Regions from separate parts of the Homo sapiens genome. Here region 1 is linked to region 2. Evidence: read pairs that join two places in POLR2A ChIA-PET (ENCODE). Cell type or tissue: CD4-positive, alpha-beta T cell. All regions are shown on one strand. Links, peaks and the distances in the headings refer to the core of each region. The heading gives the core; the rest is flanking DNA. Region 1 holds the start of LOC124901460 (a long non-coding RNA gene). Region 2 overlaps RPS6KA2 (ribosomal protein S6 kinase A2).

Region 1 (12,261 bases), core at 1,701-9,700, 78 kb before region 2:
CTTAGTGGACTGACACGGGTGAGACCTGGGGCTGGTGGTGGTGAGTGACAGGGTGGAGGCAGAGTGTGTGGTGTTCCAGCTTGGCACTCTCAGAGCCCGCTGTTTTCAAGGTTGGACTTTTCTCATCACACTTGTAGGTAATGAGGTAGAAAGGTAATAAGGTCGAAAAGTAATGAGGTAGAAAGCACGGGGCTGATTGAAGAGGAGATCGCTGGACACCGCAGGAAGGTCAAGCTGAGGTGGTGATGGGGAGAGAGGCAGGGGTTTTCGAGGCTCTCTTCTCTGACTATTCCTGCACCGGGGAGGATGTTGGCACGTGATCTGGAAGACAGAAAGGGGCCCGGAGGAAGAGGGGATTTAAGGGCCTTGGGCAGGTCTGATCAAAGGGACACATGATTGCCCCCCAGGAGGCCCTTGGCGTCCCACTGTCCATCTCTAGGGCTGCTTGACCATCCTTGAAGAGTCTCGGAAACCCATCAGACTGATCCTGGGGTGTCCAGACTGTCCATATTGACGTTTAACCATCTGAGAATGGCCCCCTCACCTGGAGTCACAGGCTGACATCCCCAGACAAATGTGTGCCAGAATATCCTGGTGTTTTCTGCAAGGCAGCATGTTTTCTGAGCACCCGTTATTTGCAAGCAGGTGCTCAGGTTCCAGCAGTGACCGCCTCTCACACCCACAGTGTGGCTGCGCCGGCTATGGAGAGCCCTGGGCAGTGCTGAAGTCCGCAGCCAAAGAGGCCGATGCAAATTGCAGAGAGCGCTCAGAGTGCTCGGCCCGAGGAAGCTGTCCTCAGATGACAGCTTCACGTGGCAGGTGTGTAACCTGTTGTCCTCACTTGGAGGGAGGCACCTTCATCCCTATGAGGCCTAAGCAGGCAGAACTACAGGACAGAGCCAGCTCTAGCATATGCGCCATGCAGGGCGGCAGAGCCAGCTCCAGGACCCGTGCCACACTGGGTGGCAGAGCTAGCTCCAGATCTCCAGGGCTATGGGCTGCATTCAGATCCACCTGTACAAACAAGACACAGTTATTGTACCTGAAAGGTCGTGGGCCAGATACAATGTCAAGAATGTGTTGAGCCCTAAATTTGGGGGAAGCAGTAATTTTCACTCACAGCCCGCGGGGCTGCATTGGGAAGTGGGAGTCAGGGCTCCCTGGCTCCTTTATAAGCCCCGCTTGTTTTCTGCAAATACTGCTAATGTCCCAGATTGGCATTAATCAGGACAAGTAATTAGCTGAATTTTGAGAACAACAACAAATACATATATATCTATATATTATATGTCTATAATTTATATCTATACCTATCATATGTACATATAGGTACATATATGTACCTCCATCCATGTAAGGATGACAGATCTATATCTATCATTATACATATGATAGGTGTATGGGGGATTCTTTTAAGTTCTATAAAAATATCTTTATGTCCTCAGATGCATCTGAGATTGAGCATTAAGCTGAGTTTCTCCACAGATAAAGGTGACAGCCCAAGTGTGAGTCCAACTCTCCTCTCCAGGCCTGTCAGTGGATTCTTAGACGATATTCAGTTCAGCATTTGGGGTCCAGCGTTACAACACTGAGCCACTGGGAGGCAATTCTCCATGGGTCTCTTGCCTTTCTGCGGTCTCTAGCTGCTTTGGCTCTGAACTGTCTTTCCAAGGACATTTGTGTAGTAGACAGCCCTGGGAGGCAGAGGCAGCATCTCTCTCTGTGGCCAAGGGCAGGCGTCTTCCTGTCCACTGTAATCGGGTGTCCCCTTCCAGGGCAATGGGGGGTGGGTTTGCCTGCATCCCTCCATGAACAATTAGGGTTTCCTAAGTCAGGGTCCTCATCTGTGATGCAAATTCAACGTGTGCAGCATGTCCACCTGGGCCACTGTCCACCAACCCATAAGGCTTGGGGCCCACAGGGACCGATGTGTGCGGGGCCCATGCTGTTTGCTGGGCCTAGCTGTTTGCTAGGTCTGTGACCTAGAAGTCTTGTGCCTTCATCCAGCATCCGTGAGCCTGCAAGTAGGGCCAAGCCTCAGAGACTTACTTCAGTCTGGACAGCTTGTCTTCCCCAACCAAAAAAATATGTGCAGGTGGACAAGTGTACGCAGAGCCACGCTCAACTACATGTATGCGGCAGGCGGGATAATCCATCCCCCCCACCAAAGTCCACGTCCTAATCCCTGGAAGCTGTGACAAAGGGGAACTGAGGTTGCTGGTGGAATTCAGGGTGCTAATCAGACCACCTTAAAATAGGGAGAGTTTCCCAAATATCCTGGTGGGCCAGTGTGCTCACAGGGCTTAGAATTGGAAGAGGGAGGCAGGAGGGCTGGGCGGAGGAGAGGGTGTGAGAACTCCACCTGCCACTGCTGAATTTGCAGGAGGGAGGGAGGGACCACGAGCCACCAAGCGCAGATGGCCTCTGGAAGCTGGAAGAAAATCGGATTCTCCCTGAGAGCCTCTGGAAGGAGGCAGCCCTGCCCACATACCGGTTTTAGTTCAGAGAGCCCTGTCTTGGACGTGTGACCCACAGAGCTGTAAGACAGTAGAATATGCTGCTGTTTTAGATTTGCTATGGCAGATATAGAAAATGATACACAGAGGATGTAAGAGGCATTTTTTTCAAATGATGCCTCTTTCAGTAGGCATTTTTTGGGCACTTCTGGGTACAGCAGGAGGCAGGATTTCTTCTGCATCTATTGTTTGTCCTGCAATTTCCTCAGTGGGATCCAGGGCTCCTGCCTACACAGTGAGTCTCACAGATTTCAGCAAGGCCCCCTTCACCCTGCTGGGAGAGCAGCTCAGAAAATGGGGCATCCTACTACAGGAGCAAAGGTGTGTGTGTGTGCCTGTGTCAGTATGGTGTTTTGTGTGTGTGTGTGTGTGCTGCTTGCTGACACATGCTGGTTAGGAATTTACCAAATAGGAAGAAGAAATTAGGTTGGAGAGCCAAGGACCAACAGTGCAGACTGGCTTTATGTCTGTATTAAGAAGGGATGGGCATGCTGAGGCCAGGTGGCAAAGCACAGGAGACACAGTGAGGTAAAAATCCTATTCCCAGGGCCATGTGCTGGGCACCTGCTTTGCTGCACAAGATGACCGTCCACTGTCTCCTGCCAGCCCCAGATCCATCACACAGCTGGGCTCCTCTCAGGGGTGCATCCCCCACACACACACACAGGCCCTAATGCACACACAGATAAACATACATCCATATGTTCACATGTGCATATGTGCTCTCATGCACGTTTATGCATGTATACACATGCATGAAATCATACTTCCACATATACACACATAAGCACACACGTACACACATGCATATGCATGAACTCACCCACCCACACACCTGTGCACACACACATAAGCATACATGTGTACACACTCATGAACTCACCCGCCTACACATGCGCACATGTGCACACACAAGCACACACACACACGTGCATACACATGCATGAACTCACCCACTTACACACGCACACATGTGCACCTACACATATGTACATACACACATATGCATGAGCTCACCCACCTGCACACACCCACGCACAGGGCTCTGAGTTGGAGTGGTCGTGATGCTGCTTCACCTCCCCATGAGGAGTCATATGGTAGCAGCAGAGGTGGTCATGACCTGAAGCCAGCGGGAGGGGCCAGAGGAGTGGGGAGCTATCCAGACTGTTATTGGTAACAACACAGAAAGTCCAAAGGTTATTGTTAGGCTAGAAAAAGATTACACTTCATAAAACCATGTTTATTCAAAAAAATCTATTCAGAAAGTCTGGAAAGCGTAATAAATATCTGTACAGTGGCCACCCATCTCAAACATGAATTACAAAGCAGGAACATAAAAATGATGTGTAAACATAACTGCTGAGCCAGTGAACAAAGTGCTGAGTCAGGAGCGAGGCAGAGAAGCGTGCTCAGTAGAACGACACAGATGCTGCAGCCTCCGTCCTCAGCCCCTCAAGCTGCGCTGGAGTCCACCTTCCGCCCTCTCCACACCGCTCAGGGACCGGCAGCGTCCTTCTCCATTCTCGAATTTGCATGACGCTTAGAAAGGTAGGAGGCAGCAAAACGTGTCAGAAATGAACGGAGTGCAAATCAAACTTTGCCATGTGCTTGAGAGAATCAGTAAAGCGTTAGGTAAAAATCCCAAGTGCAGCTTTAGGATAACACCATTTAATGAACAATACTGGATAACATTAAGTACTATTATCACTTTAAAATTCAAACAATCTTCCAAACATCAATACATACACAGTTAGTTTAAAATCACAGACAAATCGGACTTGAGGGTAAAAGTGAAATCCTCACCTCTTGCCCATGTTTGACTTTGGGATGGAATTCAGCAAAGCTCTCCCACTGCAGATTGGGAGAATCAGGTATTTCTCCCACATGGGGGGCTGCCAGGGAAGGAGGACCCTATAGGGTGGCCAGCAAGGGGCCACTGGCGGTAGGTCAGGAAGCCTGAGATCTAGGGTTCAATGTGTTTATAAGTTCTGTGATTTTCATGACCCGGGGGTGGGGGGTTGGGTTATGATGAACTGTGTGAGGAAGGAGAGCCAGTTAACTTTTGGGGAGGTCTATGTCATTTGTGCAAATCATACGGAGCATTTCATTCGTTGTGGAGGTGCGCTGAGCTGGCAAAATGCGAATTCTAAGAACACCTTCATTTACATGTCGACTGCTGCTTGAAAGCAGTCACTTGCTATTTCACTAAGGTTTTTGAAAGCTTAGTTTAACATATGATACCATAACTTCTTTAGGCTGACTTTTGTGGAAGGATGTCAAGTATCATTTTGTTCTGGATATGGGAGGGAAAGTAGAGGTATTTCACAGACACTCAGCGGAGCAGGGCCAAGCCAGTGTTCTCCTCCGCTGATGCACATCAAATACATGTAAGGACAGAGCTCGCTGTGATGGGGAGTCTCGTCGGTCCCTTTGGCATTCTTAGAGTTCAGAAGCTAAGTCTGTACAAACTGGGATGACTGAAAAAGACCATGAGCTGGTGCCCCATGGGCACACAAGGAGGGAAAACCGTGGCCGCTTTCTCACGGATGCTTTCCCTTTCACTTCCCCCACTTCTCACTCCCTGCACCAGAACCCACTGACTTTAAGCAAACAGACAGGCCTGCACACCAAGCCAGGCCAAAGGGTCCGGGCAGCTGATGGGGGAATCGTTGCCTGTGTAGCAAGCAGAAAAGGTGATGACTTTTGTTCATTTCTGGGAGGACAGATTGTGTGACCTCAGGATTATCCACTTCTTCCTAAGTTTCTAAAAAGAAGTGAAATAATTAAGACCTAAAAAGCAAATTCATCATGGTGGAAGTCGTTCTAGCCTTGGGAAAAAGCATCTTCTATGGAGAAAATGTGAGGAATACCCTGTGGGCACTATGGAAACAGGTATTCAGTCCGACTTGCTCCTTTTATGTTTTGTGGTTCTCTAAGAAAAAAAAAATCCACATGGATTAAAGCTTGTGAAACAAGTTTATATTTTAAGGTCTGAAAACAATCAGACCAAGCTAAGGAGTTATTTTTCAGAACGCAGCACATTTTTTCTTTATTTTTTTTTTTTTAGTTGGGTACGAGAATCGAGATGGAGGGGGAACAAAACCCAACAAAATAACATCTTCTTAGGGAAAACCTGGCTGTGGCCAGCGGGCACCTCCTGAAGCCCTGCTTGCTGCAGAGGCGCCGCTCTTCAGTGATGCAGGGTGAGGGGCTGAGCGGCGCCTCCTCCCATCTAGTCTGCTTGGGGGCCGCCAGGGAGCATCTTCAACACCCTTACAGGACAATGAAGGACCCGTGTGTTCCCTCTGCCGGCTGGACTGGGCGTCGATCCTGCTGCCCGGAACCTCTCACTCGATTTTACTCAATGAAGTAGAGCACAGCATGGCCTAAATGCCCCACACCCGCCCTGTGTGCACACCCAGGGGAATACGGATCAGTGTGAAAAAACAGATCTGTGCAACAGAGACACAAAACGCAACACAAAGCCACAGCATCTACAAAGTGCATCGCTCCTGTCCACGCTGATCTCCGCTGCCCTCCCACCTGTGCCTCTGCCCCTCAGTCTGCTGGGTGGGGCCTGTGTCTCCCTCCAGCCTCCAGCTGGACTGAGAAGGTTTGGGTGGGAAGCCACAGAGCTCCATTTCTCCAATTCACAGTTTCTCCACAGACCAGAAAAATCGAAGTGAACACAGCAAAACCACAGCTTTAGGTGAGCACACAGGAAGCCGACACAGGGCTGAGCAGGTGCGAGAACCCACGACTCCCTGCAAAGCCTCCAGATAGCTGTGTGGCCACGGGAGCTGGGGACAGACGGCAGCCCAGTGCGCTTGGCCCCCCGGGGAAAGCCGAGACTGGAGGTGGACACAGGCTCCTCCGAGAGGCACCCCCTTCCATCCTGGTGACACGGAGCTCTCAAGGCAAAGATCCAGCCTGCCTTCCTCTCGTCTGGGCTCTTACTCCTCATTTGAATCTGGGACAGAGGAAAGGATGGGCTACCCAGCACCTCAGGCAAAAACTGAAGGGCGAGGAGGAAACGGCTCTTTGGATTATTTTGGGCAGAACCAGGCATCTCCTCCTGGACGCCACAGTGCCAACCCCGTCATCCAGCCCGTGGGGAGCCCCGGGATGCCAGGTCACCCCAGCCCTCTGGGGCCCTGCAACCACCAATGGCTGCGCCCTCGCACTGCCACTTTCCCACCGGGTACCTGGGACGTGGGTGTCGGGAGTCTGACCAAACCGACCGGCTTCATAATTGGAAAACAGATCTCTCGGCAGAAACAGAAGCCATGTATGAGAGGACCCGCGGGCTCTGAAAGAAGCCCCCGGCCTCGCACGGGCACGCGAGGTGAAGGGGCGCATTTGGTTTCGCTTGGGAGAAAAGAGAGCGGGCGGGGAGGCTGGCGCAGTGAGGCTTGGAGAAGCCCCCAGGTCAGGACCCTCTCCGGGGCTGAAAAAGAAAACACGGACACGGCGAGGGCGGGCGCCGCCTCCCTGCTGGACTTGTGGTCACTCTGGGTGCCAGACGGGCTCCGAGGCCGGGGTCTGTGAGCCCACGAGGATGCTGGCAGGGGACGCTGGGGCCAGGGTCCCACCCGCTACAGCCGCGTGGACGTGAGTCTCTTCATGCCTCTGCGCTGAGCCAGGTTGGATGACAGCACGGGCTCCAGCCGCGGGGCCTGAGGTGTTCTGTTTAGAGCAAAGTAGGTGGCGGCCATCGCGCCCTGCAAAACAGAAGACAAGGGTGAGAGCCGCGGCGCCTCACTCCAGGGGTTGAGCCGGAGCCCGGGGCCTCCATGGGCCTCAGCTGCCCCCAGGCAACGTGGGAGAAACCAGAGCTTCCCCAGGGTCCCTGGAGCATGGAGTGCTGTTAGCCTGCCGCCAGGGGCCAGCACACGTGGGCCCCAGGAGACAGGGGCCCTGTCTCCTGCACCTGCCCCCCCCACCCCATGCCACCCTGGCACTGTGCTTGTGCCTTGGGGGAAAATGTTTTGGACGCTTGTGGAGCCCCCAGGCTGAGGTCACGTGATCCCCTGCATTCTGACAGTGAGGCCAGGTCTGTTTTGGGGCTCGCTGGGTCCTAGGGGACACAGCGAATGCCAGGGCCAGTCACCCTGGACTTTGGCCACTGTTGAGGAGTCTGGACTCATTTGGAGGAACAGGCATATCCTGGAGTGAATCCAAATTCTCAGAATGGATCTGGAGGGGGCGGCTCTTAACTGGATCATGCCTATTCCTGCTGGGGTGGGACAGTCTACACTTTTCAGAAAAGGAGTCCCACCCAGAGGATGGGGTGCCTGAGAGGCTACTGCTGCCTGAATGTAAGTCACTTATGAAGGGGACTTTTTTTGCATGTGTGGCCTAGAATAGAGGCTTTGAACTTGAGTGGAACAGCCACACCAGCTGCCACCACGTCAGCAGAGGCTGCCACCTACTCAGGTAGGAGCCCTGTGCAATACTGCACGTGTCTGGTGAAGTGCACGAAGGTAGGTGGGCCGGCGGTGCAGTTTGGGGCTGCTATGGGCTCTTTCTCTGCACTCTGTGGTTTCTTCGGAGTGATTGCAAGGTATCAGGCTCTTTTCTGGGTTTCCCATTCCCACCACTCTGTCCTCACTGTCGCCTGCCGGTACCTTCACCAGGTGCACGTCCTGTCGGCTGAGCTGGTTTGGGGACAGGTACTCTCTGTTGACCACCCACGGGTGTTTGAGCACTTGCATCGCCGTCAGGCGCTGATGAGGGTCCACGTGGAGCATCTTGGACACGACGTCCTGCCAGGGAAGGTCATGAGAGTCGGGGGGATGGTTGGATCATTTGTGCTGGGTCAGAGAGCCTCCCCAGCAGAACTCCTCTCCCTCTATGGCAACACCCAACCACTATGCTGAGTGTGGGTCTTTGCATTTTGGGGTCATGTTCACTTTCAGGTTTAGAAGTATGTCAATGGTTTTTAGCTTTAAATATTACCAAACTTGGAAGTTCACTGAAGGTTTATCTTTTATTAAATATTTCATGTCTAAAAAGTTAAATGTGGAAATATTAGATGATGCATGTAAATCGATGAAACACTGTTTCTTGTAACAATTATATCTTTCCAAAGGGAAAAGCTGAAATAATTAATATTCCACAGGTAGAAATCAATTCATAATGATGCACATACTTACATTTTTTATCAGGACTACCCATAAATATTTACTACAAATAATCAGAAACCGCAAAATCTACAATCTGGAGCCATCAGATATGTCCAGTGGGTTCATGTGCAATAATGGTATTTTTCCATTTCATTGTAAAGTCGTAGCAGTAAAAACCTCTAAAACAAGATTCTACATGTGTGTACACATGCACATACAATACAGTGCACATTCTATTACAGTGAATTACATTTGCAGAGTACTTGGTTACAGTGTGAATTACATTTGCGGACAAACCTGATGCTTCTGCTCTAATCACCATAATCATCCTTGAGGTAAATGGGGCAAATATTACTTTTCCTAATTTGCAGATGAAGACATTACTGCCTGAGGAAGATCCAAGATGAGAATCCATATTCTCTCCACTAGCCTACCCTCCTTCCTTAGTGTTCCCACCACATTTGAAGAGGTAATAAAATGAATTAGAATGCGGCTGGGCGCGTTGGCTCATGCCTGTAATCCTAGCACTCTGGGAGGCTGAGGCAGGTGGATCACTTGAGGTTAGGAGTTTGAGACCAGCCTGGCCAACATGGTGAAACCCCGTCTCTTCTAAAAATACAAAAATGAGCTGGGTGTGGTGGCATGCGCCTATAATCCCAGCTACCTGGGGGGCTGAGGCAGGAGAATCACTTGAGCCCAGGAGGCAGAGGTTGGAGTGAGCTGAGATTGCACCATTGCACTCCAGAGTGGGTTACATGGCAAGAGTCCATCTCAAACAAACAAACAAACAAAAAAGAATGCATATAGAATGTGAAGTTGAATTACTCATTAGAATTTTGGGTCATGAAACAACTAAGAAATACTATGCACAATAACAATATCTTTTTTATACAGAAAAATCTAATGCCTTTTGATATTTGATAACATTGACCTTGGTAATTTCTTGAAACAAGTATCTCCTAGAAAAATGAGTGTTGTCATTTTCAGGTGTAAAAACAAAAGCCTTTAGGGCTTTAATAACTCTTTTCACGATCTTATAGTCATGACACTGAGAGAAGCAGTATTTTTACTTCATACCTGTAGGATGTGGAGAAAGACATACTAATTTGTAGCTTTGCTGGTGTTTGGAGGACTGGAGGTTCTGTTGTGTGCTAAGTAAGAGAAAGGAAGAGGCACAGGGGAAAGACGGGGGATGTGGTGGTGGTAGGGACTGGTGGTGAAGGGCAGGAAGGGTTGGTGAGGCCCTGTGAGGCGGCAGAGACCTCTGCCTGCAGCAGCGATCTTGACAATGTGCCCTTGTCCTTGACTTTGCTCCTTTTCCAACACCTTCTCCCTGCTCCCATGCCAGCTTCCAAGATGGCCTTCCAGACACACCACCAGCACCCACGTCCTAGTCTGAGGCTCTATTTTGGGAACCAGAACTAAGACATCTACACTCATTTAAGACAAAGTGAGGGTGTGGACAGGAGCATTTGGACTGTCAGGGTCTGACATCTGGGATATGCTCACTAAATGCCAGCTGCCATCACCTCTGCCACCACCTCCACCATCACCCTTACCATCATTCCTCCATCACCCCCACCATAATCTTCACCATCACCTCCACAATCATCCTCACCGTCCTTCCTCCATCACCCCCACCATTACCCTCACCACAATCACCTTCACCATCATCTTCACCATCTCCACCATCATCCTCACCATCCTCCTCCATCACCCCCACCATTACGCTCACCATCATCTTCACCACCTCCACCATCATCCTCACCATCTCCACCATCACCCTCACCATCCTTCCTCCATCACCTCCACCATCCACCCTCACCATCCTTCATCACCCCCACCATCACCCTCACCATCATCTTCACCACCACCTCCACCATCACCCTCGCCATCCTTTCTCCATCAACCCTACCATCACCCTCGCCATCATCTTCACCACCACCTCCACCATCACCCTCACCATTTTTTCTCTGTCACCTCTGCCGTCACCCTTGCCATCCCTCCTCCATCACCTCTACCATCACCCTCCACCATCATCTCTGCCATTACCTTCCATTATCTTCACCATCACCTCCACTATCATCTCTGCCATTACCCTCATTAGCCTCACCATCATCCCCATCACCTCCACCATTACCTCCACAATCACTACCATCATCTCTCACTATCATCTCCCACCACTCCCACCGTCACCTCCATGATCACTGCCACCACCTCTGCCACTTTTGCCATCCCTTCATCACCTCCATCATTTCCTACCATCACCTCCAAAATGATCACCTCCACGATCACTCCCGCCACCTCTGCCACCACTTCTGTCATCCCTCCACCATCAGCTCCATCCCTGCTCCCACCATTACCTCCACCATCAGCTCCATCCCTGCTCCCACCATTACCTCCACCATCATCTCCACAATCGTCACCTCCACCATCCCTCCACAATCACCTCCATCATCACTCCTGCCATTATCTCCACCATCATTTCCACAATCATTCCCTCCACCATGCCTTCACCATCACCTCCATCATCGCTGTCGCCACCTCTGCCACCACTTCTGCCATCCCTACACCATCACCTCCATCATCATTCCCGCCATTACCTCCACCATCATCTCTACAATCATCACCTCCACGCTCACTGCATGAAGTTGCACTGAGATGTCAACAGCAGAATTGGAATCAGAGCCCCTGACTCCTTCTCTTTCAGCCCTTTTACATGAACACGGGAACAGCTGTTGGTGCTGCTTACCAGTGGCTGGATTATGATTTACTATTGGATTAGAGAGGAATTTGATGATGCCAAGTAAAAAAGCGTCTGATGGGCAAACGAAATAAGGCCGGTCATAAACTGTGTGGACTGCAGACAAGGCCAAATTCAAAGTATTTTACAAGAACAGAAGTATACCTCTGGACAAGAGCTCTACTTGTTTGTTTGGTTTATGAACATGCAGGGCAATCATTCTGCAATATCACTAAAAGCATGGTGGTTAATTTTATATGTCATCATGGCTGGGTTATGTTACCCAGTCTAGAGGTTGCTGTGAAGGTGTTTTTCAGGATGTGGTTAACACTTAAGTCAGTCGACTTGAGTAAAGCAGTTACCCTGCACAATGTGGGTCAGCCTCATCCAATCAGTGGAAGGCCTCCTTAGGAAAAAGACTGCTCCCCTGAGGAAGAGGGAATTCTGTGGCAGATAGCCTGTGGTGGGCAACTGCCCCATCCATTTCTCCTTGGGGCTCCAGCCTGCCGGCTGCCCTGCAGTCACAGACTTCCCCGTCCCCACAATCACGTGAGCCAATTTCTTACAAATAAATCTCTCTCTCTATACACACACACACACACACACACACACACACACGCACGCATGTTCTGTTTGTTTCTTTGGAGAACCCTGCATAAGATACCAAGATAGTGGAAAATGTGAAAATGCTAAAAATGTTTTTGAAAATAATGTTTTTAGATGAAAGGCTTAAAAGATGCCGAGGATAAGGCCAGGTGTGGTGGCTCATACCTGTAATCCCAGCAATTTGGGAGGCTGAGGTGGGTGGATCACTTGAGGTCAGGAGTTCAAGACCAGCCTGGCCAACATGGTGAAACAAAAAAGTTTTAGTACAAAA
Region 2 (12,261 bases), core at 3,690-11,689:
AGGTCCCCTTTGAAATTGAATTAATAGATCTTAAAGTATTTGCTGCAGAGTGGAGGCCTCTGATGAGATAGTAGAGTGTACGTATACCTCTCTGATCAATCTTAAAGTATGTGCTGCAGTGTGGAGAGCTCTGCTGAATTCTCTGATGAGATAGTAGACTGTATGTATATCTCTCTGATCGATCTTAAAGTATGTGCTGCAGAGTGGAGGCCTTTGCTGAGTTCTCTGATGAGATGGTAGACTGTACATATACCTCTCTGATAGATCTTAAAGTATGTGCTGCAGCGCGGAGAGCTCTGCTGAGTTCTCTGATAAGATGGTAGACTGTACGTATACCTCTCTGATCAATCTTAAAGTATGTGCTACAGAGTGGAGGCCTCTGCTGAGTTCTCTGATAAGATGGCAGACTGCAGGTATACCTCTCTGATCGATCTTAAAGTATGTGCTGCAGTGTGGAGAGCTCTGCTGAGCTCTCTGATAAGATGGTAGACTGTATGTATACCTCTCTGATCAATCTTAAAGTATGTGCTGCAGAGTGGAGGCCTCTGCTGAGTTCTCTGGTAAGATGGCAGACTGCACGTATACCTCTCTGATCGATCTTAAAGTATGTGCTGCAGCTTGGAGAGCTCTGCTGAGCTCTCTGATAAGATGGTAGACTGTACATATACCTCTCTGATCAATCTTAAAGTATGTGCTGCAGAGTGGAGGCCTCTGCTGAGTTCTCTGATGAGATGGTAGACTGCACATATACCTCTCTGATCGATCTTAAAGTATGTGCTGCAGCGTGGAGGGCTCTGTTAAGTTCTCTGATGAGACGGGAGAATGCACGTGCATCTCTTTGTTTTGGTGCAGGCACACACAAGTACACTGGAAGTCTTGGTTCTTTCTCATTTTACTTGGGTTGTCACCAGTTTCTGGCAGGAAATTCTGCCTCAGCTATCGGGGCCCAAGAGCCAAATGTGCTCCAAATCTGGGCCCTCGGTGACTGCAGAGATGCCACCCTTTCCTTTCAAATGCAACTGCCCTTGCTGGGGGAGGAATGTCCCAGGAAATTCTCTGAGTAACACTGTGTCTGGGACAGGTATCTGTGCTCCGAGGAAAGAAATAGTTTTCTAAATAGTTTGTTTTTGTCTCAGAAACCAGAGCCAGGAGCAATGACAGGGAGCCACTCAGTTAACGCCTAGAGGCCTTGCTTATTCTGGCTGCGATCACAGAAGGCTTCGGGCGATGATGAGGAAACGAGTGTGACCCTCTCAGGCTGGCTTCACAGGGTTAGCCGTTGGAGGAGAGAAAACCCACCCAAATTAGTGAAGTGGAAAGGTTTCATGAACTTCTCCAGTTTCAACAAGTGAAATCTGTGTGTTTGGGTGGGACTGGAGACAAGGGAAGATGAGGGAGAGGAAGGAGGAGAGAGGGAGAGAGACATCACATCCTATTGCATCTTCCCTAAAACCCAGAGTGCTTCGCAGCCATGCTACAGGACGCCCTCACCATAAAGCAAATGTGGGGGATCATTTTAAATTAGTTGCCTCCCAAAAGGGACTGTTCTAAACAAAGGTGGCCGTGCAGCCTTGACCTTCAACAGGGAGTCCCAACACTTTTCCAATTGCCTCAAAAGCAGAGATTCTGGAAAACCAGATGCAACAAGATGCCCCAAGACTCACAGCCTGAAGACTGCGGGGAGCCTTTGGGCCGATGGGGCCGCTTTTATAGGACATGTTTGTGCCACACCAGGTAAGAGACCACCTGGGACGTCTATGTGTGTGGGGAGAGGACACGCGCAGCTGCATGCTGTCGGAGCTGGAAGGAACTGCAGGGACCATCAACCCCACCTTCATTTCCCAGAGAAAAGGAGGGACAGGGCCCATGGCTGTGCAGCTGGCCACAGCCCAGTAGGGTCTAGAACTCAGAATCCGGACAACCCCCATGCCACTGTGGGCCGCAGACCAGAAGCTCACAGAGCTGGGGCCGTGGCCTCCTGGATCCTGCTCTCACACATCCTGCTGCCACACCAACACCAGAGAATCCACCGCTTCTAGCAGGAGGACGGCCCGCAAACGCTCAGGGGAAAGGAAAAATCAGGCCTGATTTCTTACGGAGTTGGAAAAAATTAAGAAAAGCCCATTTTGCATTTTGAAGACCAAAAATGTCGTGCTAACGAAGAATGAGAAGAGCAGGGCCTTTTTTTCCTCTTTTTAAGATTAAGGGTAAATCGCATCCTCACTAAATAAGAGAAGCTCATACATGGTCTTCTCAGAAACCCACAGAGAAGGAATGGGTTTGTGCTTCCACATTCGGGAAGGGAGGACCCAGGCCTCTGCGACAGCTGCACTGCTCTCTGGCTGGTCGGGTGCCAACTAGAGCCGACTCCTGCACACATAGGGTCCCGGGACAAGCCCTTGTACCTTGGAACAGAGCCTCACTCAAACAGAAAATGATGAACACAATTTTACAGTCTTGTCATGAAGATCGGAGGAGATGACAGGTGCGCATGCTTGGCAGGTGTGAAGTGCTAAGAGAATGCAGGACTGTGCAAGTCACTAGCAGAAAAACACTTTGTGAACAAGAATTCTGGGTAAGCGCACAGAAACAGCATGACGTCCATGTCCACAGGCAGAGCCCGTGCATCTGAGCAGGCACTGCGGGGGCCAAGGCGTGACATGCCCGCAAACCTGTGCTGTCTTTTCTGCTTTACCACTTGACAGGGAAAATGGATAGAGATGAAGCAGGAGCACCAAGGGTCAGGCTCGACTCAACTCCACACACTTCAGGGCAAGGAGCTTTTCAGAGCACCTTAAAGAACAACTACAATTCCTTCAATTCACTTTAGTTCATGCATATTCACCAGGGGCTCTGCGTGGTCCGAGAGCTGGACACAAAGATGAGCCAGACACAACCTCTGCCTTCGTGGATCTCATCACTTAGTGAATACCTGTGGCCGGCCCAGCTGCCTGGCCAGTAAAGCCGCCACTCCAGCCCTCATTTCCTTCCTCCAACCACAGATGCTTGTTCTCCTGCCTTCCTTACGGTGCCATATGTCACGAGTGCCATGAGACAGGGTTCCAGTCAACAAGAAGTACAGAGAACTCCCAGGGGCTTCCAGAAAAGCTTTGTTTTTGTGAAAAAGGGGACAGAGGCAGCTGGCCTCATCCAGTTCCTTTTTCTCCTGCAGTGAGGATGTGATTCCAGGAGGTGTTGTAGCCGCATTGCCATCACAAGGCACCGAGGATAAGGATGAAAAGGCAGTGCACTGAGGATGGGAAACAGAAGCCACAGGAAGATCTGGGCTCCTGACAGCAGTAGTTCAGCTGCCAGTGTCTACAACTCATCCACCACCACGTGGTGTGTTAATAAGAGAATGAAACCGTGATTTGGAAAACTAAATTAATTGAACAAAAAAATTAAAATTATTTAAAGGTTCTATTCCTTGCAGCTAAAAGCAATTCCTATGGATACATCTGTTTTCATAAGTGAATTTCGTAAGTTTCTTGTTTGACCTGCTTTGAAGTACTGTCACGAGAATTCAAGTCAGATAATGACTACCTTAGTGCAGTGCCAAGGCATCTTCTCATCCTCATCAACAGCACCGTGCCGGGGGAAACCTGAGGCTCGAAGAACGACCTGTTCTCCTGGTTCATTAGAAATCCGCCCAGGCAGGGGAACGTCGGAGCTGTCCACCCACCCTCTGCCACCACCCATGGGGCCTGCCTTCCAGGGCTGTGTGGGGGAGGCTGTGCTTACACCCAGCAGCATAGAGAATGAGGGGAGGAGAGCCACAGACACAATAAAGGTGCAACCTAGGGTCACGGAAAAGAACAGCTCTGGACCAGACACTGAAAAGGCTGATGAAATGAGACCAGGGGCTCCAGACATGGGCAAACTTCAGAGTTGAGAGATGAGTGGAAATGGCATGCAAAGATGCTTCTGTGCATTTTGTGGCAGTTTACAGCATTGCAAACTCGATTCTAAGGCAGGCGTGTCCTGAAGTGGGTTGAGATCTGCTGAGCTGGGGAGCAAGCCCCTGCCAGCGAGCCCCTGATCCCCTCCAGCTGGGAGGGTTACTTCCTCCCAGAAGGATTACATCCACATTGCTCTTAGGGCTGACGGACACTGCAATGGAAGGGACTCAATTTAATTCACAATCTGGAAGACTCAGATCAGAAACATGACCTTTGACATAGCATTTGGACAAACCAGGGCACCGCGATGCATTGGCTTAGCTGAGACACGCTTCTCAACTTGCATCTGTCTCCAAACACGCCCTCAGAGTTAAGAAACACCGCCTCCCCCACCTCCCCAGACGCACGGTGATGAACGGGGGGGTCTGTAAACAAAAGGCCAGACCACACCCAGATTTGGGAAAACTGCAGTGAAACGGCAACTTCGGGACACAGGGTGGGACACAAGCCCTTCCTGCCTTGCCCAGCCCAGGCTGTCCCTCTGTCCAAGGCTGCATCTCCCACCACTGGGACCCCACCCTCAGGGGGTGAGGTCTTGCCCATGACAGGCCCTGTGTGGATAGGGACTCTGGGCACTAAGGGTGAGCGCTGAGCCCTTGCTGCGTTTCCTGAGCCGAGTCACTGTGTAACCGTGGGTGTGCACCAGGACCAGCGAGTGAAGGGCCAAGGTGCAGACAGCTTTAGGAGCTGCACATCTCTTGGAAATGTGGCTGTGACCCTGGCTAACGACGACCGTCACCACTGATGAAAAGGAGGAGTCCTGATGACTCTTGGTTGGAATCTCAGGTCCCATCTGGGACTTTGCTGAGGGGGTCCCAGTAACAACAACGTGGCAAAAATTGTTTGGTCAGTAGGTTCCTCTAAGCCATGAACCCCACACACAGCTGTGAGCACACACACACACATGTGCACGCACACGCATGAACACACACACACAGTGCCCCTGTGTGTGCTGCAGCATGGGCCCTCTGTCCTGATCAGGCGTCCTCCCCTCTGGTCCTGAGTGCTCTCCATCCTGGGCCTCCCATCTCATTGTCGCCCCCAGCTGGCATCTCAGTGACTTGGGGCTGCTCTGCTGGGGCCTTCAGCTTTGTCCACAGCACTGTTGGTGAATACCCCTCTAAGGAAGCTGCCTCTGTCTGGGTGACAGTTCCCCAGCCTCTCAGACCCTTGACTGGGGACAGCGCTATAAAATGTGTGCAGTGACCTGCTAGTTAGTTTTCATCCAATGCACTGGACACAGTCCTTTCCACAGACACCAGCATGGGGCCCTGCCAGGTGGCATTGGGGGCTGGGTCCATCGGTGTCTCCATGTGCCCTGGCATGGATGCACTGTGGTGTGGGTGGCACGGGCTCCGCTGCGGGGTGAGTCTACACTCTCCAGCCATGTGGGCTGCAATTCAGTCTAGACCCTGGCCCTTCCATGTCAGTAACAGCAACGTGGAGATTCTCAACAGGGGGACTTTGCCAATGTCAGGAGACGTTTGATCATCACGGGGTGGGGGTGGGGATGCGCTAAACAGCCTCAATGCATGGCGCAGCTCCCAAAACAAGAATTAACCGGCCCAAAATGCAGACGGTGCAGAGCCGTGGCCGAGACACCGTCCTCCAGCCCCAGGCTGTGGTGTGGACGTTTCATAATTGATTCAATGATTTCCTTATTGATTGATGCTTACTTCATCTTCAGGTCTTTGTTAAACAGGAAGACCTTCGGCAAACACCGTTTATTTGTACCCCTTTTACGCAGGTATGGCTATTTCTGTTGGAGAGATTTCTGGAAGTAACACTTCTGGGCAAAAGGGTGCATACATTTAACATTCTGATGGTTTTACCAAGGTGCTGAAATGTTGCAGGGATTTACTCTCCTGACACACACCCACGTGCCCTGGGCTTTCTGGATTGGCCTGCAGTGACTGGCAGACAGTGACGGCAGAACACCCTGTGACATCACCCATGCCACGGGGAGCTCACCGTGTCACCTGCTCTGACGTCACCAGTGCCACGGGAGCTCACTGTGTCACCTGCTCTCCTGGTAGCCACGCTCGGCATGCAGAGGTGCTCGGTGACAAGGAGGAATTGCTTTACTGTGTTGTGTGGAAGAATGAAAACAGGCTGAGTGGACAAAGGCGCTGACAGTGGGTTATCACCGAGAGGTCTGTAGAGTGGAATAAAATATCTGCTTACACAGAGGAGAACTGCCTCGGAAATACAACTATGGGACATCTTTATATGAAGTAAAGAATTACTATGAAGATGAATCTGCAGGAAGGAAGAGTGGTTTACGTGATAAAAATCTGGATTAGAAGTTGGATGTAAATGTGTTTAATTAGGTGAATACAACTATGACAATTCATTACAAGATGAATCTCATGGGGATTAGTACTCAGTACTTTAAATACATCAATGTTGATTTTTAAAAATCACCTTAACTCCTTTTTTCTAAGATCACAGTTATACTTCAATTATCTCACATTGTGAAATATGACTGTGGAGTAGGAAGGTACTTTTGATTAGCTTCACTTTCAATCACTGAAGGATTGCAAATGAATGCAAAAGTTCCCTGCAATGGAAGCTGATGTGGGGAAGAAGTTAAATGGGTCCTTCTTTCTTTGGGGTTAAGGCATGCAGAGAGGAAAATCTAGTATTTTTTCCGAAATGAAGTATTTCCTGATTTAACTTTTGCCTTCCCCTCTGGTATGTCTTCTATCTATGAGGTTAGAGTTTAAAAAAAAACAGAATTTAATGTGTTCCTTTCGTTTTCTTGTTAAAATAACCTGAAACACCCTGCTCCAGTTGCTGTCTAAACCGTAAACACCCTGCTCTAGTTGCTGTCTAAACCGGAAACACCCTGCTCTTGCTGCTGTCTGAACCGAAAACACCCTGCTCCAGTTGCTGTCTAAACCGGAAACACCCTGCTCCTGCTGCTGTCTGAACCGGAAACACCCTGCTCCTGCTGCTGTCTGACTCTGAGACAACACGGCCGCGCCAACTCGCTAAGACCGGCCCAGCCCACGGAGTAATCCTCAATACGCTGTCACATACACGAAAAGAAAATCAATCAGTAGTTAAAGTAGATCCTGATTTTAATAGATGTGGAGGTTTCTCAATTTAGGGAGAATTAAATTAGAAGCAGCTTTTCAACGGTTCTGTCCTTAGCTTAGAGACTTTCAAAACTCAGGGAAGTCAGATTGGTTGAAGGATACTACCATTTTGGGTAAAACCAGTGGCTTTTAGAAAACAGCTTATGGTATTTTGGCAGCAACTATGTGTTTTAGAAGCTGTGAAGGGGCCTTTTTTCCTGGAGCTCAGATGGCACTGGTACTATTTCAACCTCTAGGTGAGGTCTGTTTTCAGTGACCTTGGTTGGCATTGGGCCGGAGCAGGAGGGTGGCCCTCCACATCTCCACTGTAGCTTGCGGGGCAGCGCCCTGCACGTTCCCGTGGTGGGGTGTCCCGGGGAATCTTACCCAGCCGGTTGCAGGGGTTCCGTTTGAAGAGAGCTCGCAGCAAACTCTGTGCCTCCCCACTGAGGAACTGCGGCATCCCCAGCTTGGCTCTGAAAAACAAGATCCTATTTTAGGATCTATTTTAGGAGAACAAGGACAAGCTATAAAGAGGGCCCCAGTCAGCATTCAGAGACCTCAATCGCAGTCACCCAGAGCAGCCCGTGCTCTACCACGTGGGTCTTAGGACCCTTTTATGCTTTAAAAGTTACTGAGGACACCAAAGAGCTTATGTTTATGTGGGTTACAGCTGTGATATTTACCACAGTAGAAAGTAAAGTGAGAAATTTGTATAATTTCCATTTCCTAATTCACTTTAATAAATTTTTATTAATAAACATTATTTAATAATAAAATCATTAAAAAACAATAACACTCCCATTAACACAAATAACATTGTTAATGGAAATTATCTATGTTTTCTCAAACATACATATAAAAAAGTCTTTAGTGGCATTGTTCTGCACTTGGGTGCGTCTCTTCCTGGCTCATAGGAGACAGCTGGACCCTGTGCTCGGTCTGTTGCGATGCTATGAAGAAAACCTGCGAGAGGAGGACCTGCAAACCCCGGGAGGGTCTCAGGACCACCGGAGTCCTCAGAGCACACTGAGAACCCCACGCGCAGAGCCTAGTGCTCCCTCCAGAAATTCTCCATCCCTCCCAAGTGGAATGCCCTGAGGCCACACCCGTGACTTGCTGTCAGGGATTATTCCAGCTTTAGCAAAAGTAAAGAACATGTCCTCCCTTAAAATTCAAACAATGAGAATCACTGCAAAGGTCCTGACTTGCAGCTCTCAGTGTCTGCTGCAATTCAAGGTCCCTTGATGGAGGAAAAGGCTGATTAAATAAAAAGACACTCCTTAGCTTGACAAAAGGGTCCTCACAATGGGGCTTCCTTCACTCCCCTCTCTCCTTCCATCTACATAAGGACCGAGCTTACAAAAGCTGAGCTGGTGGTGTTTTAGGTGATTCTCAATTTTATAAAAGTTATGTGTCCATTTGCAAGCAGAGTTGGCAAGAGCAGCTCATGAGGACAAACAGCTTTATGACTCCTCCACCGAGTGGCCTCACTTAGGAAGGAACTGATTAGGGGCTCCCAGCCTCTCTGTTTCCTGCCCTCCTGCTGTCTGCTCTGGGACAGTGATAGTCAGTGGTGTCTGCTCACATTTAGGATGCTATGGCAAGGTGGTATGGGGATCAGGCTTCTTCCTACAGTCCAAGAGCAAAACCTTGGCTTAGTAAATGATTTTTCATGAGAATTAAGCAGAAAATGGTTTGTATCCAGTCACATGGTAAAACGATACCGAGTCCTGCCAAGGTCAACCAGGAGTGCTATATGAATGGGGTCAGCAGGTGGGGAGGGAAAGGAGACCCCTGCTCCTGTGATCTCTCCGGACAAGGCCCTGGAGGCCTTGTGTCTTTTTCCGTCTATCCTTTACTTCTGGGAGGTCACCAACCATCACGCTTGAAAACCAGCCACTACACATTCTAAGTGACTTACTGATGGAAAACTATCTATGGTAGAAGAGTTCATCAGAACCACTCAGCAGGATGAGACAAACCAGCAACTGCTCCCTTGACCCACTGTCATTAGAATGCCCAGCACCCTATTACCACTGCTACTGGCGGACGAGCGCTACCATTTTGTGTAAAACCAGTGACTTTTAGAAAACAGCTTACAATACTTTGGCACTGTAAGCCTAGCAATGTAATTAAAACTTCACAGTTCCAGGTTCAGAGGCAGCAGCTCTTGATATCAGAAGGTGCTCGCAGGTCTCTGGGGTGGCTCCCACACTACTCACTTGAGGATGAGAGCCATGGTCTCCTTCCTGTCCTTCCCCTGGAACGGCAGGGACCCCGTGAGCATCTCAAACTGCAGAGCAACACAGAGCACAGTGAGTTCATTCATCCAGATGGACCCGGCTTCACGGCAGAGTACCCCAGCAGGGCAGCCTGCTACCGTGTCCATTTCCTCATGCAAAATCTCCATCAGTCAATTGTAGCCACTGGCCTACGTGCTTGGGGTACAACAGTGACTAAAACTGCCTCGCAGAGCTTGCCATTTGGTGGGTGAGACGGGTAAATGACAGATGTGGTAGATAATCACACTCTGTGGCAGGCCAGCAGGCCCCGAGTACGACAGAGAAAAGAGGCAGAGCAGGGTCCTGTGGTCAGGCAGTTTGGACGAACACATCTTACACGCGGTTTAGGAACCTGTCCTGCCCTGGCAGGTGTTGTGGAAGGGATGAGCTAGGAGGAGGAGGAGGAGAACAGCTAGCTCATGTTGAACACCCATGCATGCCTGGATGGTGGGGGCTAGAGTGCTTCCAGCATGAGATAGACCTGACCACAGCCATTAGCCTCTGACGAGGACAATATGGCACAGCAACCTCTCAGATACAGCTGCCGCACCCTACATCCTTATTTTGTTATTACTGGACACCTGCCAGGACGGAACTTGAGATAAGGAGGGGATGGAGCACAGCCTTGTCTGAGCATGGGTTTCTTTCTTGCACCAACTCCCCCGGGCACATGCAGTGGTGATTACACACACTCTGGAAGCAGTGGCCTGGAATGGTCTCATCAGAGCAAGGTGCACAGCTGACCGCTTCTCACAAAAGAAACTAGGGCTGCAGCAGGAACCAATCTTTTCATAAAATAAGACCCTGAATCTAAGTGGAATGTGCCCAAGGATCAATCCTACTCGGTGTCTTTCACGTCAGTTTAAATTACGGGGAAGCAGGTGTTTCCATGGTCTTATTGAATTCTCTCTCATCTTTATTTTTTGCTGCGTGTGTCTCTGCCCTTTTAGAATTCATCCTCCAGCATTCGTCCTTTGCAGTTCGAAAATCTCAGGAGATACACAAAGTAGAAAGACCAAAAAAATCACGCAGAATTCCATTACCCAAAGATATCCAAACTTAACATTTGTTAGTTCCTCCTAGTACTTTTTTCAAGCTGTTTTTTATTTTGTTTTAAAAACACAGATAAGGTTTTGTATACTAACTTTTCACAGAATAATATAAAACTTTCAATGGTTATGATGAAATCTTTGTAATATCACTTAACAAACATGGATATGACAAAATGTATAGTGAGTGTATTTGTTGCTGTACACTTAGGACATTTCCAATTTTCTGCTATTGTAAGTACTACTGAAATGTGCACAGATGATTTCCTAAGATTTATTCTTATGATAGGCTGCTAGGAGTGAAATTATAATCTTAAAGAAATGAATGCATTTAAGGTTTTATTAATATTACCAGTCTGCTTTCTGAAAACAACATTATAAAAGAAATGGAAACTCTTCCACCAGTTCTGACGTTTGAAGCCTGTTCTGTCACATTAAAATGTGCTGTCCATCCGGTGCACAGAGTAAGTGAGGGAACTCAGAGCAGACAGGCTGCAGGCAATCAATCAATACAAAAGTAATAAAAAGCAAGCGGAAGGGGGTCCAGATGAGAACTGAAAAAGAGACAAGTGTAATTAAACAGGAAAGGCCAGAATGCTCTGACTGGCAGATGAGCTGTTTGTCTGGTAAAACAGGATGAAAGTTTATAAGCTGATCATACACACTGAAATATCTCTCAGAATAGAATGGTATTAGCAAAGGGAACTCCTTTCCTATTCTGCTCTTTCTTCTTTCTTTCTTGAGTCTATTAATAGCACTATGAAATCCCATTTCCAAGGACAAGCCTTCTGGCTACATGAAATGAGAAAGCTGTCATCCCATACACACCGTTTAATCCTTGTTACACAAATGGTGCCTGTCCAGATGCCCGGATATCATTTATTTTTTGCTGATGGACTGGTATCTTGCATACATTTGTTTGGTGATTTCTTTTTCTTTTCTTTTTTTTTTTTTTTGAGATGGAGTCTCGCTGTTGCCCAGGCTGGAGTGCAATGGCACAATCTCGGCTCACTGCAACCTCCGCCTCCTGGGTTCAAGCGATTCTCCTGTCTCCACCTCCCGAGTAGCTGGGACTACAGGCGTGAGCCACCATGCCTGGCTAATTTTTGTATTTTTTTTTTTTTTTTTTTTTAGTAGAGACAGGGTTTCACCATGTTGGCCAGGCTGAACTGGAACTCCTGACCTCAAGTGATCCGCCCGCCTTGGCCTCCCACAATGCTTGGATTATAGGCGTGAGCCACTGCGCCTGGTCTGGTGATTTCTTTTTAGCTTTTGAAGATGATTCCCTTGTGATCAGGGTCCACTGCTTTGTGGTTCTCTCTCTTCCTCCCCTTCTTCCTCCATCCATATGGTAGGAGGTCCCCAACCATCTACTCAGCCAGAGAACACCCAGCACAGCACCCATGAATATTCAACAACTGCTTCTTGGTGATGAAGGTGCTGCTGACGGTGGGGATGATGCTGGGGCGGAGGTGTGGACTTTGCAGCCTCCACCAGCCATGGGGTTCTGCTGCCTTTCCCATCCCCTTATCCACCCTTTTCTGTGGAGAAGGGAGATCATTTCAGTATGATTGTCTGAATGGAGCTGCCCGGGAACTTTCCAGTGCCGAAGCATTACTGACTGAGGTTTTGCTGATGAGTTTCTTGGGACGTTATTTACAGTAAGACTTTTGCTGTGTTGCTGAGCAGCACTGAGACTTGCCAAGGCTTCCGGGGTGAACTGAGAAAAGCCGAGGTTCATCTTGGGGTTCCCACAGTCAAGTACACGCACCGGGGGAGGGAGGGCACTCCAAAGGATTCTTTCCCAATCGGCACCGAGACCAGGCTGCAGACAGGCACAGAGGGGCTCAAGGAGATGTAGCCAAAGCTCCACCGGGTGCAGGCCCGA

Evidence for each region. ChIA-PET counts read pairs that join two places held together with the same protein. Peaks named below come from ENCODE experiments on the same cell type or tissue, not always from the same donor. Only the 100,000 strongest peaks of a DNase experiment are listed, where the experiment ranks them.
Region 1: POLR2A ChIA-PET joins it to region 2 with 13 read pairs; 5 of 35 experiments call an interaction of 5 or more read pairs at or near these places.

What each region holds. Positions count from the first base shown.
Region 1 is chr6:166,405,651-166,417,911 of GRCh38, forward strand. RPS6KA2 (ribosomal protein S6 kinase A2) reads right to left here. Exons shown (of 21, transcript NM_021135.6): 20 at 8,144-8,281; 21 at 3,714-7,237. The coding sequence ends at 7,112. LOC124901460 (a long non-coding RNA gene) reads left to right here and starts at 7,236. Exons shown (of 2, transcript XR_007059866.1): 1 at 7,236-7,999. In CD4-positive, alpha-beta T cell, for the core only: no CTCF peak of the experiment used is centred there; DNase peaks (open chromatin) are centred at 6,251 and 7,911; H3K4me3 peaks cover 1,577 bases; H3K27ac peaks cover 1,776 bases.
Region 2 is chr6:166,481,407-166,493,667 of GRCh38, forward strand. It overlaps RPS6KA2 (ribosomal protein S6 kinase A2), which reads right to left. Exons shown (of 21, transcript NM_021135.6): 9 at 9,265-9,335; 10 at 7,427-7,515. Among named protein-coding and RNA genes, the nearest start is that of MIR1913, 22 kb to the right of the region's middle. RefSeq lists enhancers at 4,457-4,957, 8,256-8,756. In CD4-positive, alpha-beta T cell, for the core only: no CTCF peak of the experiment used is centred there; a DNase peak (open chromatin) is centred at 6,865; H3K4me3 peaks cover 989 bases; H3K27ac peaks cover 2,018 bases.